Regions from separate parts of the Mus musculus genome. Here region 1 is linked to region 2. The links are chromatin contacts, found by Hi-C or POLR2A ChIA-PET in ENCODE. All regions are on one chromosome and are shown on one strand. The core of a region is the stretch at or near the end of the contact, and the rest is flanking DNA. Distances in the headings are between cores, read along the strand shown. Region 1 overlaps Cnmd (chondromodulin). Region 2 holds the start of Elf1 (E74-like factor 1).

What was found. A loop is a pair of places that touch in the nucleus more often than their neighbours do. ChIA-PET counts read pairs that join two places held with the same protein, here RNA polymerase II (POLR2A).
Region 1: a map of v-Abl transformed pro-B cells shows a loop between it and region 2 (3-fold over the local background). The contact joins the enhancer-like site here to the promoter of Elf1 in region 2. A Hi-C loop is called at or near these places in 1 of 37 maps with a recorded cell type or tissue (v-Abl transformed pro-B cells). POLR2A ChIA-PET finds 5 or more read pairs at or near these places in 1 of 5 experiments (Patski).

The regions. Positions count from the first base shown.
Region 1 is chr14:79,653,490-79,660,878 of GRCm38, reverse strand. It overlaps Cnmd (chondromodulin), which reads left to right. Exons shown (of 7, transcript NM_010701.3): 3 at 4,150-4,290. Among named protein-coding and RNA genes, the nearest start is that of Cnmd, 5.0 kb to the left of the region's middle. Within about 2 kb of position 2,440, at least 1 of the 3 ENCODE cell types and tissues checked has a DNase peak (open chromatin) inside an H3K27ac peak, as active enhancers do.
Region 2 is chr14:79,478,189-79,485,176 of GRCm38, reverse strand. It overlaps Elf1 (E74-like factor 1), which reads right to left and starts at 3,983. Exons shown (of 9, transcript NM_007920.4): 1 at 3,540-3,983. It overlaps Wbp4 (WW domain binding protein 4), which reads left to right and starts at 3,909. Exons shown (of 10, transcript NM_018765.3): 1 at 3,909-4,246; 2 at 4,732-4,804. The coding sequence starts at 4,245. It overlaps n-TEttc4 (a tRNA gene), which reads right to left and starts at 3,509; the gene lies at 3,438-3,509.

The DNA.
Region 1 (7,389 bases), core at 1,191-3,690, 180 kb before region 2:
CTATTCTGTGTTAAAACAAAAAGTCAGACTTCCTTAGAGGTAACAAATCTCTTTTAAGAATCAGTGTGCTCACCTGTGATTTAATGGCAACAGTCTCACTAACGACTCTCCTCCCTTTATGTGCTCATTGAGATTAAGGCTGGATAGACTCTCTCAAGGAGTATAAAAAGCGTTTCTGTCTGAACTGGGCAGAGTTCCAATGCGTTCTCTAAATACCTGAGTGTGTCCACCTATGTAAAAGGGGACATTTTATCTTGATGACCATTGCCATACCGGGTATAAGCTTATTCCAGCTAATGGAAAAGAATTCCATCTCCAGGGAGCACACAAAGGGCTCTTTCTTAATCACTGTCCTCCAAGGTTCGCTGACTGCCTCTTTTCCTCCTCTCCCACCATGAAATTCAAGGCATGAACAAATTCCAGTACTTAGAGAAAATGGTGCTGAAAGCAATTCAACCATTTTACACAACACATCTTCTGCAGTCACTGCATAATTTGTATTTTTAACTCAAAAGCCTCATGTAGATAAGCAAGCCATTTAGCACAGAGTCTGTTTTAGAGACTATATCAAATTTACAAGCATCAATTTGTAAGATCGGAATTGCGCTGTATTTTGTGTGGATTTGAAAAGTGCCTTAATGTATTTGTATTTTAAATATAGACACTGGTGGATGCTCATATGTGAAAGCACAGAATTTGAACATGAGAGTGATTTTAAATGTCTATGTCTCCATTAGTAGCAGGCTTGAGATTGTCACCCTTGGGGAAATTTGATGGTGTTAGAGTACAAATACTATCTTTTAGACAACAAAATCTCGATGATGAAAGTAATTTAAAGACAAAAAATAGCTTTGATTTTTAAGGGTTTTTTGTTTTGTTTTTGTAAATATTTTGGCCATGAAAGCAATACCATTTGGCATTTAATTAAAGACAAACATGGCTAGCTGACAAGCTTCTTAGAATAAGCCATCACCCTGAAGAAGTGGGCTCCCACTTCTCATATCTTTCATTTTCCTGCAAGATGTTTGGTTTAAAAGAGCAGTATTAAATTCTAAGAATATGGAGGAATAGTAAATCACATTTTATTGCTAACAATCAAAGTTATTGCTATTTCCTACTCAGACAGGAGAATGAAGAAAATCATGGCATTTTTGTTTTCTGGAAAAAAATTTGTCTAATGCTGTTCCATATTATTTAAGTCTGGCAAACAAATCACAGAATTTGAAGTAGAATGCATTTGGCAGTATCTATGCTATGCACATGCATGGATCTGCTGTCTTTGAATATAACTTAAATCACCCAAAGACAGCATAGTCAAAAAAGATAAGTATCTATCACACAGGAACGATCATCAAGCTAATGGACTCCCTGTTCTCTGGAGAGTTTCAGGCCTGGGCTCTCTGCATTAGTTTACAAAGACGCACCAGCTGTGAAGTTCTCACCTCTCCCTTTCATAGGGTTCAACCCCAAAGGACAGTTCTGCTCAAATTTAGCTGGAGGGTTACCAAGCACAGGGCACTAATCATGAGGGGATCGCTGACAGAGCTCAAATATTGAGGCCATTTTTCATCCACATTATTGTAAATGGAACAAGGCGTTGAGACATTGGAAATTCCCATCAGTGCCAGGCAACTGACAACTCTACCAGTTCAGTGAGGTGGGGAGACCATTGCTTGCGGCCTTTTTCTTAGATTAATTTTTCTAGACATTTTCCCAAACATTATGTAATTAATCTTATAGAACCGAGGCCTTATTAAAAACTCATTAGCAAATATCCTTGGCTGTAAAAGGCACCATATTGAGCAGAATTTTGGCAAATAATAAACTTCATTGTACTTGGTGAGAAATAGCCTGAGGTGCCAACATCTCCCTCTCTGGGCTTAGAGAAGATAATGTAATTGCCATTCCAGCAATTCAGCTTTCTGCCCTGCTCAGGGCCCAGAACTCTGGAAACTGCAGACTGCCTCCCACCCTCCCCCACTCCTACCCACCACTCCAAGAGGGCACAGGCTTTTCCTGCAACCACCAGCATGAGAGTGCCAGGCAGACTGTAGCTAGGGATCCTCTCCTGAGAAGAAAAGTGCAACTGTTGGAAAGTGAAATTCCGACTGGAAGGGTCAAAGCCAGCCTGGTACATAGTGTGATAAACTGTGATATGTATGGGGTGGGGGAATAAAGAGGAACCGGCCAACAAGAATTTCTAAATGGTTAGATTCTTAAGTGTTGCACTGCCTTAGTTTGCTGTCATCTGAGCGGTGAACTCACAGGCCAGGTTCCTCTAACAGTCACTGCTAACCCATGTGTACAATGGCTGCTCTGAGCTCCCAGGGCAGAACAGAGCCTGCTTTCTCAGCTGGCGTACAGAAAGGCCTGGTTTAGCCAAAACCAAAAAACAAAACTCCAGGCTTCTATAACTGGGCTGCTTCTGAGGGAGAAACTGGAACAGGCTGCTGGGCTCTGCTCCATCTCCGCTGAGTCTGAATCCTACGGGGTGGCCCCCCAGGCAGTGTGGCTTAGGGAACTGGAGGCTGCTGGGTTCCTGGAAGGAGGCAGGGAGGCAGGGATGGACATGCTGGAGTGGTACCGATATTTCTTAAAGGAAGCCGGCTGCCTGGAAGGAAGGGTAGGAGTGACAGAGCCATTCCCACATCTCTGATGATAAAATAGTGCTCTGTGAGTCTAGTACTAATGAGTTTTCTCCAAGTAACGATCCTGTAATAACGGCTGCGTTTTCTAGTGTTTATCCAGTAGTTGTAGTCACTCTTCATAATGAAGGAGGAAAATCAGACTTGAATAAAGTCACAGTTCTTTGCTGTGCTGAGTGGCTGACCTGGCATGAGTTAGAAATTTTGTCATCGGTTTTCAGTCTTTTCCCTTGGAAGACTTGCACATGTGTACTTGTGCGTGACCACGCATGCACTTTCTACGTTAGACAGACGATAGTTAGATAATGGATGATTAATGAAGACAGATAGCTACCTAAACTCCTAAAAAGAAGGAAAGAAGAGAAAGCCAGCAGCATGCTCGACTGGAGCAGTGTGTGAATTATTTTTAAGCTATGACAGAGAGTGATAAGCTGTCCAAAAAAAAGAAAGTCCTTTGGATAATTTAATTTAGTGATAGCTTTGTTCTTTTGTTCTTTCTTTCTTTCCTTCTTTCTTTCTTTCTTTCTTTCTTTCTTCCTTCCTTCCTTCCTTCCTTCCTTCCTTCCTTTCTTCCTTCCTTCCTTCCTTTTTTTTTCTTCTCCTTCTCCTTCTTCTTCTTTTTGAGAAATAGTTTCTCTATGTAACCCTTGCTCTCCTGGAGTTTGTTATGTAGACCAGGTTAGCCTTGACCTCACAGAGATCTGCCTGCTTCTGCCTCCCGAGTGCTGTCACGTATAAGACAGACCCCAGCCCTGTCTGTAATCCTTACCGTATGCTACCCCACACGTCACCTTGACTGATGAATTTCAAAAATCAGCCTTTAAGCAAAGATGCCAGTGTTTCAGCCAAATGCCTTTCCATCTATCTGTGGGTGGTTCTCAGTCCAGCTACAAATAGAATTAAACTTTAGAAAACTCAACTTCACAGTTGAGCTTTAATTGGTCCAGATATGGTCCCTAGTTGCTTCTGATGGGTAGCCGAGATCCAAGTCCTTGAGCTCTTTAAGTAGCTATCAAGCACTACTGAATATTTTACTTAGTATTTTAAAACAATCAGGCTAAGGAGATGGCTCCCTTGCTAAAGTACTCGCCATGCAAACTTCAGGTACTGAAGCCACATTGTAATCCTATTACGGGGGAGTACAAGACAGGCTTTCAGGGGCCAGCCAGTCTAGTTGAATTGGTCCATCTAGGTTCAGTGAGACACAGTGTCTCAAAAAAGTAAGGTGGTTAACAATGAAGGAAGAGAGCTGACATTAACCTCTGGCTTACATAGACACACACACACACACACACACACACACACACACACACACACACACACCAGAAATCATTGTACTAGCTGACTGGTATATGGATAGATTCCTCAAATGAAAGTATTCCTATTAATGCTATTTTTCTGTATCTATGAAAAAGATGGGATCATCCTCACATATTGTGGACCTAAAGATAAGCCCCAAATTGCTGAAAGGAAGAAGGTACCAAAGACTCTTGTTCTCCTCTAGATTTACAATGTTCATTACAGTATGAGTATCAATGGGAAACTACAAGATGGGTCAATGGAAATAGATGCTGTGAACAACTTGGAGACCTTTAAAATGGGAAGCGGAGCGGAAGAAGCAATTGAAGTCAACGATTTTAAAAATGTAAGTACACTTCACGCATTTGCAGAGTCTAACAGGTGAAGCCCTGGCTTTTCCAGTCCGAGGAGAAGCAGCCACGCACGCACGCACACACGCACGCACGCACGCACGCACACACGCACGCAGTGGTTACTGTTCTCAACAGCAGCTTCTCGGCCAGCAACCCACCTGCCTTGTGTAGCTTCTGCTCCTTGAGAAAGGGTCTTGCTTTGTCCTCCATCTTCTTGCAATGAAGAGGAAATACCGGCAAATATACAAAATAACAAAGCCCTTCGGGTGCGGTAGGCCCAGGTGTCAGGCAGGAAGGCACAGGAGGACATTACTTGAGCCCTGGAGTTTGAAGCAGACGGAGCAACATGCGATTCCCATCTCCAAGCCAAAACAAAAGTTTGGAAGTGAGTTTACTTCTAGAAAATATGTGGACTTAGAAGTCAAAAATAAAGCTTTATTGTTTCAAATGGGAAAATATAATGTCATTGCCAAGAACCGACGCTTCTTGACATTGCACAAAGTCTTTGAGAAGGGCCAGTGAGAACCAGGCGATACTCTATAACTTGACATGTAGAGTGCTCAAACAGTCTTCAACAGCAAGGGCAAAACTTTGGATTTCTAGAGAATAGAGACATTTTAATGACTGGGTGGTTTGTCAACAGTAGTTTCTACATCCATATTTTTCTAATTTCCATTTAATCCAGAAAATAAGCATGGGTGGATGCCTATCATAAGCCATGTTTTCTGGCATGGCCTATTACAAAAGAAACATTTGAGTCCCTTTTTGTTTTGAGCAAAATTTAATTGAGAGGCAGTTTGAGACACTGGGCTCTTGGTTGATGCTTCAGTGTGCATGTGCTGACTTGGCCTACACTTCCCATTGGCTGACAGGACGAAGCACTTGTGTTTGGGTTCTTCTGCTAAATCGGCAGACGATGTGGGCGAAGCTTCATAGCGAAGGAGGGCTCTTGGAAATAATGTCTCTTTGGATAGTTCATTGGTCTACAAACATCTCATCAACCCATCTTCCTCTGATTTATGAGAAAAACGAAAGAAGCTTTTCATTGATAGGAAAGCACTCTCCTCTCGTGGGAGCCAAAACACGCGTCACAAGTCCTTTTGAATTCCCAGCAGATGCTAGCATTAGTGATCTGAGATGCTGACTATCGATGCCAGTGAAGCCTGGCTGTGTTCACAAAGGGCCCTGACCTGGGGACAGGCTCTGAAGCCCTGAGTGTGCCCAGCTGCACTTTGTGTGGTCATCAGATTGCAAATGGTTCTGGTCTGTGCACAAGTGTAATTTCTCTGAACCTATTAAATGCTTTTACTGCAAAACCCAGGACAGGGAAAAACATTTCTTTTCTCTGTACTACTCAATATAAACTAATAAAATGTGGCTCCTGTGTACACATCCTTCAATCCAGAACAAAACTGAGTACCTGTGATGTGCCCACAATCTCAGAATATGCAAAGGGGGTTTTGAGGATGAATTACAAAAGGCCCCTCACTCTTGGGAGGTTGATGTGTCAAGAATATCCTCTGAAAATATTTTAATCCCAAACCTATATATCTGTTTTATAATCCTTTGCTTCTTTCTAATAATGGTATTGATTGTGTTTTGTCCTCATAGACGAACAGGGCCACAAATATTTCATAAGCTGATCAATTCTCTTTGATAGCTTCTACATTTCTCTAAGTCAGAACTGGTGAGTGGAACATTTCTTTGATGGATAGTACCTGCTATGGGTTTAAACAAGCCTGGCCTTTTGAAAAGACATGAATCAGACTCTGTGGTCATCTTCTATTACTTTTGCCTCTATTTTAAACCATCAGTCAAACGCAGGAAGTGTTGAGTGAGGCTCACTGTGTGGAGGGATGACGCTAAGCACAAGGGGTGGAAGGTGACCGACGTTTATCCTTCAAAGACCTTCTGGTCCGGTCTAGAAGGAAGACATGCACACAGAAATGGCTTGAGGTCAGCCCCTAAATGTGTCATGATAAGCTATGGGCAAAGTGTGCCCCACACAGAAAGGCATCGCTGCCAATTAGAGGCTTTGCACAGGCATGGCAGAGGTGAGGACGCGGTAATTGAATAATGGCCTGGAATGATTTGTGGTGCTGGGAACTGAACCAAGGGGCTTTCTTGTGTTAAGCTATCACCCTTCCACTCAGCTACAGTCCCAACCCTTTCGAGAAATCGTTTGAACTTTAACAGGGAGAGCTGGAAAGGATACTACAAGAGGATTCACAGTCCCCCTCTCAATGCGGTCAACTACATCAAGGACAGGGGCGGAGATTGATGGAGATGCAGGTGGGGGCTAGATCATGGAAGGTTCTACCTGTAAGTTGATACCTGGGACCCCAGTATTTTAACACAGTCCAACAGAGAACAGACACCGTAAGAGAGAGGAACCCTGAAAAACAAACAAACAACAACAACAACAACAACAGAAAAACAAGTGCCCCAAACTTTGTGCCCTGAGACAAACAAGCAAGCAAGGGTTGATTCACAGCTCGTGGTTTGTATTCTAAAAGATTATACCCTGACAAGCATCCATGTTGTTGGTGAAAGCCAAGTTCCTCAGACCTGAAACCGTATTTCAGGAACAGAAGTAGAAACCAACAACAGACAGCAGTGGTGAGCACATTTGGATATCATGGTTTTCAGAAAACAATTCTTTTAATATGTGGATATCTGAAATTTGTGATTTAAAAGCTAAAGGGGGAAAAAACCTACAGCATGAACCTACCTTGAAAGTAGGTAGGTTATTGATTTAAAAAAAATCAATATAACCCTCAACTATAATGTAAAGGAACAATAAAATGAGGGTAATTTATAATGAAATATGGATTTCATATGTGCATGCTCTGCCAGATGCATGAGCGGACATCAATAAAGCCAAGTGCATCTAGGTCAGTGCCTCGCACACCCACAGTGCAGGTGGTCACAAGTGTTCTTTGACAGTTAGGAGTTTTTCTCAAACAGTAGGCATCAGTACTGAGGCCTTGATGGGCATAGCTACGCATGTCTGCCAACCCGGAACTTGGGAAGCGGGAATAGACTTGTGAGTTTGAGACAAGTCTAAGATTCTGTCTCAAAAAAAAAAAAAA
Region 2 (6,988 bases), core at 2,734-5,233:
CAAAAGCAAGCAAGGAAAGAAAACATGAATGAACAAGCAAGGTAAATTAACCAGAAAGTAACTAAAAAGAGAGAGACTGGCTAATGTGTCCAGAAAGGCCTTTCTGAGAAAGGCAGGCAGGCCTGAGATGAGGGGAGGTGGAGGCAGAAGAACAAGTGTTAATAAAACCCCGAGGCACACTCAAGAGTCAGCCACAAGGCCAACGGTGGCTGAGGGGCAGTGATGGCCAGACAGGCAGTTGAAATGGGGAAGCAGAGGCCTTGGGGCAGCGGAACGGCTCTGGATTTGGCCTAACTCACCTTGTCTCCTACTCCTCCCTTTCCATGGAGCTTTCACACCTCTCCTGGCTGCACCTGACAGTAGCAACTATCACCACATGGCCTGGGTGAATTAGCACTCAGTTGGTACAGCTAGCTATTTGTGGTCTAGACAGAGCACCTTAGACACCAGCAACCCAACAAAAGAATCTTCAGATATTTATCAAATATTATTTCCCAGCTATTCAGGAATTATTAAGGTCTTGCAAAGGACACCTGCAATTCACTCCCATAATTTAAACCCAGACTTCACTGGGCATGATGGCCCATGCCTTTAATCCCAGCACTTGGGAGGCAGAGGCAGGCGGGTTTCTGAGTTCGAGGCCAGGCTGGTCTACAAAGTGGTCTACAAAGTGAGTTCCAGGACAGCCGTGGCTTTACAGAGAAACCCTGTCTCCAAAAACAACAACAACAAAAACCCAGTCTTCATCCTTATAAAGTCTAATTAATCGCTTTTCCATTCTATTGATTTGAAAATATTCAACACCTAAACATAAAAGCTACAGGCACGCAACAGTCTGCGTTTTCCTCTACTGTCTGAGTCTTTTGAAGTAAGATTTCTTGTTTCACACACCACGGCCACACTCAAGCTTTTCAGAGACGAAGCTGGGTGTGGCAGAACACATCTGCTAACCTGGGCTATGATAGTAAGAATCAGTCTCACAATAACAAGAACAACACAGAACAAAGAGTCAAAAATGTTTGCAGAACTCTCCTGATATAAAAGGTCGACCCTTGATTAAAAGAATGTGTAACCTCCTCAAACTTGCAAAGTTTGAAATTCCTGCCTCTCTTCTTGCTCTGCCACCAGCTCCCCCCAGGCACCGCATGCCTACCGACCCCTACTTCCTGCTAGTCTCCGGGTCCCAGTCTCATCCACCTCAGGTTTTATGATTTACATTCCCCACTGGGAGAAATCCAACCAGTTCTTCAAGGTGCAGGGCAAACACTCTCTATTCTTGCCCTTCCCTGAGCCAAATCTCCACCCCACCTCTAGGAACAATTGTGTGTAACTCGGACCCTGCCTGCCTGTTCCCCACCTGGCCCAGAGCTAGACAGAGGACATCTTGGGGAGGAATGCTCTCACCGTACCACTGTCCTAAACTCACCCCAAACATGCAGTATGCCCACCGGCGATCACTTACTCTTCCATCTATGATAACACAGGCTTTATTCAGCACCGGTCAAATACTTGCAAAAATTAAACAAAGCAGGGATAGGAGTCCTTTCTTCCAAATCTAGAACAAAGTGCCTGGTTCTAACCTATCTACACTCTGTGGAGAATGTGCTGCTCTGGAGAACCTAGGCGGCTGCTCGAGAGGTTCGAAGCATTTGTTGCTCCTGCGGAAATGAAGGCTTGATTCCCCAGCACCCAAATAGGGAGGCCCACAACCACCCATTGCTCCAATTTCCAGGATCTGGCCTGTTCTGACCTCCCTGGGCACCAGGCACACAGGTGGCACACAGGAAGGCAAACATTCATAAACATAAGGAATTGTAATTAACTTAAAAAAAAAAATCGAGTCTGGTGCCATAAGCCTGTGACCTGAGCACTGAAGAGGCAGGAGGTGCAAGAGCAAAGGAGATCTTCATCACCGCAGAGACTTTGAGGCTACCCTGGGGTACGTGAGACTGAGATGAGGTCTGAACAGACTCACCTTACCCTCAGGCCCACTGCTGAGAGGCAGAAGCAGGAGGACCATAAACCTCAGCAGCTCCGGCTCCTAGTGAGTTCTAGGCTATCTCGAGCCACACGGAGAAACTATCGTAGTAATATAATGATGGTGACACGCTTACGGCTCTAAAGCTAGAAGACACCACTACACTCAGGTCAAAGACCTTCGCACGATCCCATAGCTAAGGACTGGAGGCCAAAGGGATTCTATCCAGCCACTACCCACCTACCTAAAGCGCCTGCTGTTCAGCAGGCACCTCAAAACATCTGGAGGTGGGGGGTGGGGAACCTGACATGCATAAGGACTTGTGTTAATGTTTTAAATATTCGCTAAAGGAGTTTTCTAGGTTTAATTTTTACGAGGAAAGGCTCATTAATCCCTAATCGCATAGATCACATTAACAGCTATTTTCAAACTCAGCTGTGCCAGTTAAGGCTATAAAATATTGTTGGGAACACACAAACAACCAAAACTTCTGCTCAGTAATGGTTTTGACCAGAAACTCATCCGCCGGAGTCAGTTTTTCCTTATTTGTGCCCAAAGGCCCAACAGACTAAACATTACAGCTGCCCCAATTTTCTAATTTCAACTTGCATTTATGATAACGCTTTTGTTTCGTGTACGGCGCTCAGGCTGCTGACACAGCTGGGCCGCTTCTTTGTAATAAACACAGGGCTTCTATATTTAAAAGTACAGTGCAACTTTGTTGTAACATCCCCTCCCCAGTCTCCGGGCTAATTTTCTGTCTTCCAAGCTCCACCTCCATCCCATGATTTTTTTTTTTTTTTAAATCAGTGACGCTCCAAACAGCCTCCGGGAAAGCCGGCTCTGTTCTTTCAAGACATCTCATCCCAGTGGTATTTTTCTTCTCCGCAGTTTGCCGTGTGTTTGAAGAGGAAAGGGGAGTTAGAAGGAAAATAAGAGACATTCTGCAAAAGCCTTGAGGCGAGGGTTGCTGGGGGGGGGGGGGAGCGGTGGACCGGGCTCGGGTGCACGCGGCGGGGGTCCTAGAGCCCAGCCGGCGACAAGGGATCGGCGGGGGTCTGGCGATAGGGAGCAGCGGGGTGGTCTCCAGCCGCTGTTGACAGTAACTGGAGCGCAGCGGGCACGCCCCGGCCCGCCGAGTAGGAAGGGGGCGGCGGAGCAGGGTGTGGGCCGAGGGGGCACCCGGGCGGGGGGAGATAAGGCGAGGCCCAAGTTAATCATCACCTCCCGAGCGCCTGGAAAAGTACGGGCTGAGGGCGGGGTACAGCCGCGGGGAAAGCGAAACTCCTCTCGCAGCGGGCCCGAGAGCGGCCGCCGCGCTCCTCCGGCCTCCGAGAGCCAAGCTCCCATCCACGGGAGCAACTACACTGCCTGCTCCCAAACTCACCCCGAACACGGCTGCAGAAGTCAGCCAGAGCCACTAAGCAAGTAAACTCAACTAGAGCAAAAAGTGACACTGTTCCCATACCGGGAGTCGAACCCGGGCCGCCTGGGTGAAAACCAGGAATCCTAACCGCTAGACCATATGGGAAGTGCTGCTACAAGCACTGCTGTGACCCACCTGACTAGCGTCAGCGCCGCTACCACTCAGCCACTCTGCTGCAACTCGCGCCGCCGAAGCCGCCCCCGCGGCCGCTGCCCCACGCGCGGGCACGAGCCCGGCGGAGCGCGCGGGCGTGGCGGGGGGGAGGAGCGGGGCCGGTGCGCGCCCCTGGAAAGTTCTGAGCCGAAGCCGGGCGCCCCGTGCGCTCCCGGAACGGGCGGCTGCGCCTTTCTTTCTCAGCCGTCAGGTCCCGGGCTGCTCCCCGGTCACAGAGCGGGCGGGCAAGCCGGCAAAGCCGAGGGCGGCGCCGGCTGTGGGAACGGCGGCGTGCGGCCGGGGCTGGGGGGAGGCGATCGAGCCTCTCGGCTGCGAGCCAGCTCGGGAGTGGAGGTTCTGGATCCCGGGAGGCGTGAGGACCGCGGGATGGAGCCTGGGTCGGACGCTCGGGGCCCGCGGCTCCGGTCCCGTCGCGCTTTCGTCCCTTCTGGGTGACCTCAACCCCTTTATACCGACCCCACCTCTCAGGCGCCGCGAGTACCGCCCCGTGGGGGAGGGGAAGAGGCGGTGACAACCGCGCGCGCGGGTTGGGCCGTCGCGGCCGCCGTAGTCCACCCGTGGAAACGCCGTACCCGGGGGGGACGCCGAGACCGAGAGGTCCTGGCTTGAGCCACCGGCGGACATCAGTGAGCGGGATCGCGGGCTGCCCGCGGAGCTGCCGCCGTCATGTGAGTCGGGTCGGGTCGGGTCGGGCTTGCGCCGCCAGGCGCCCGCGAGTGGCCTCCTCCCGCCCCTCCGCTCGCCCGGGGCCGCCCGACCTGCGGGGCCGGTTCTCTCGGAGACGCGGCCGCCCTCTAGGCAGGAGCCGGGGACTCGGGTGCCGCCCCCGCCCGCCCGCCGGGGCCCGGGCCCGGGGCCGGGGTGGCGCTGCGGCCTCAGACGTCCAGGGGCTTTTCCCAGCCTCGCGTCCCCAGAACGAATGAATTAGCTAGAAGGGCACGGGAAAGAGAAATACTTTGAGACTTCTTCATCTCGGTGCAGTGTGATTTACCTTCACCGGAGAGCAGTTTTCCACGGACTTTAGCTTTACATAAATAATACAACTGCTTTGCTAAGACAGAAGTCCGAAAACAGCCTTATATCCCATTTTTTAACAACTGTAAAAATTCCTTTCAATTTTTGGATAAGCTTAGAGTTGTTTTTATCTTTTCAGGGCCGACTACTGGAAGTCACAACCAAAGAAATTCTGTGATTACTGCAAGTGCTGGATAGCAGACAATAGGCCTGTATGAAATTTTTATTAAAATATTCACGTGATGTGTTGTTTTTTTGACTTTAGTGTGTATAAGCCACTTTCGTGTATAGTGCTCTTTATTCTTCAAAACCTAAAAAGGTTTCTTTTGTTTGATTCCTCTTATGAAAGCTATAGCCTTCTCCTTTTCATCAATCTGACTTTGATTTTAAGGCCAAATTATTTCTGGGGACTTTGAGGAAATGGACAGTGAGTGGGATAATCTTGTTTATGGAATACCTGCCCCTTAAAAAGGAATATTGTAGTTTTTCCTGTTCTCCACAGGAAGGAGAACAGCATTATTCCCTGGTGAGATACAAAGGGAGCAGCTGTAATATACCTTATGCTGAAAGCCTTGAGCCCACTATTTTTGCAAGGGGGTTGGGGGCGGTGATTTTTCAAGACAGGGTTTCCAGACAGCAACTCACTCTGTAGACCAGGCTAGCCCGCAGCCCACAGAGATCTACTTGGCTTTGCTTCCCAAGTGCTGGCAAAAAAGGTGTGTACCATGGCTAGACTCCTAGATCCAACTTTTTGTTTGTTTGTTTGTTTTTTTGTTTTTCAAGACAGGGTTTCTCTGTATAGCCCTGGCTGTCCTGAAACTCAGGCTATTGTAGACCAGGCTGACCTCGCGGAGTGCTGGGATTAAAGGTGTGCACCACCACTTAGATCCAACTTTTAAAGCATAAAGTAAGACGTCAGCTGGCTTTCTTCCCTCTTAGACATTCTACAATCAGACAAGCTACTGTATCAAAAGCTGTGGGCTATGGGGACTGGAGAGATGGCTTCACAGTCAGTAACAACTCCTGCTCTTGCAGAGGGTTGAGGTTCAGTTCCCAGTACCCACATGGCAGTTCGACACTACCTGTAACTCCAGTTTCAGGGTGTCCGACAGCCTCTTCTGACCTCCATTAGCGGCTATGCTCATGTCCTTACACACTCACAGGGGCGTAGACCCAGAAAATACGTTTTGAAAAACTACAGGGTCAGCAAGGGCAGAGGTGGTTCCCATCTTTAATCCCAGTATCCAGAGGCTATTAAGCAGATCTCCGAGCTCAAGGGCCGCTTGTTCTACAGAGTGAGTTCAAGGACAGCCAGATCTACGCAGAGAGATCCTGTCTTGAAAAAGCAAACCCTATAGTGTCTTGCATATACATAACGTATTACTTGGCAGAACTATTGTACACCACGGAATGATGCCATATTTTGTGCTACAGTCTGCCATTACACACTACTAAATCATCTTAGGCTTTGAGAGGAGTTTTGCTCTTCCCTTTGGCTTTGCTAGTAGGTGCTAAAGATTGTGCATATTTTATTTGGCTTAGGCTAATCCCTACCAAAACTGCCATGAGATTTTAAAACCACATAAATTGAAAAAAATATCCCAGGAGGTACCTATGCAATAAAATAACTTTAATGAGTTATGAAAATAAATTATCTTTCTAGAGGTCTGTGTGCATCTCCCTACATATCTAGTAATTTATTAGTGAAAACTATTTAATTTTGAATGGTGCTTTAATACAGTATTCTTTGTGTGGTATAATCAGCTGTAAGTAACTCGGTATAGGAACAATAGAGACAACTGTTTGCCTTACAAACTCTAGCTTTAAAGAGGTACTCTGAGGAGTATATTAGAATAGCTCCATTAATACATCATACAGGGTTTGATTGACAGGACTTTTAGGGTACTTCTTATTTCTTTCCACCAGACATCTATAATTTGTGAGAACTTCTGGATATTTATGTAGGCCCCAGTGCTCAGTCAGCCATCCCTGTCCCCAGCCATCTAATTATGTTACTCTTCAGAAGTCACCTCCCCCTTTGCTCAGGTCCATCCTTTCATTGTTTCTGTGTGTATGTATTTTATTCCATCTTGTTCACAGGGTACAGAGGTTTTTTTAACTGAACAGTGTATCCTGAAGGTGTCTCCCATGTCAGTACATAGGGAACTGTGTGCTGCCTTTCTGTTCAATAAAAGCCTGTGGGAGTGCACGCAGTTCACTTACCCAGTCTCCAGTAGATAAACTACAAGATTGTTGCTACAAACAGTCACTTTGTTTTACTACATCATTTTGCACAATGTGAGGAATTTTTTAAAGTGTGTGTCTGTGTGTTGTTGCTGTTGTTGTTGTTGTTGTGGATGTTCTCTGGTATGCGAATAGCAGAGGACAACTTCAGG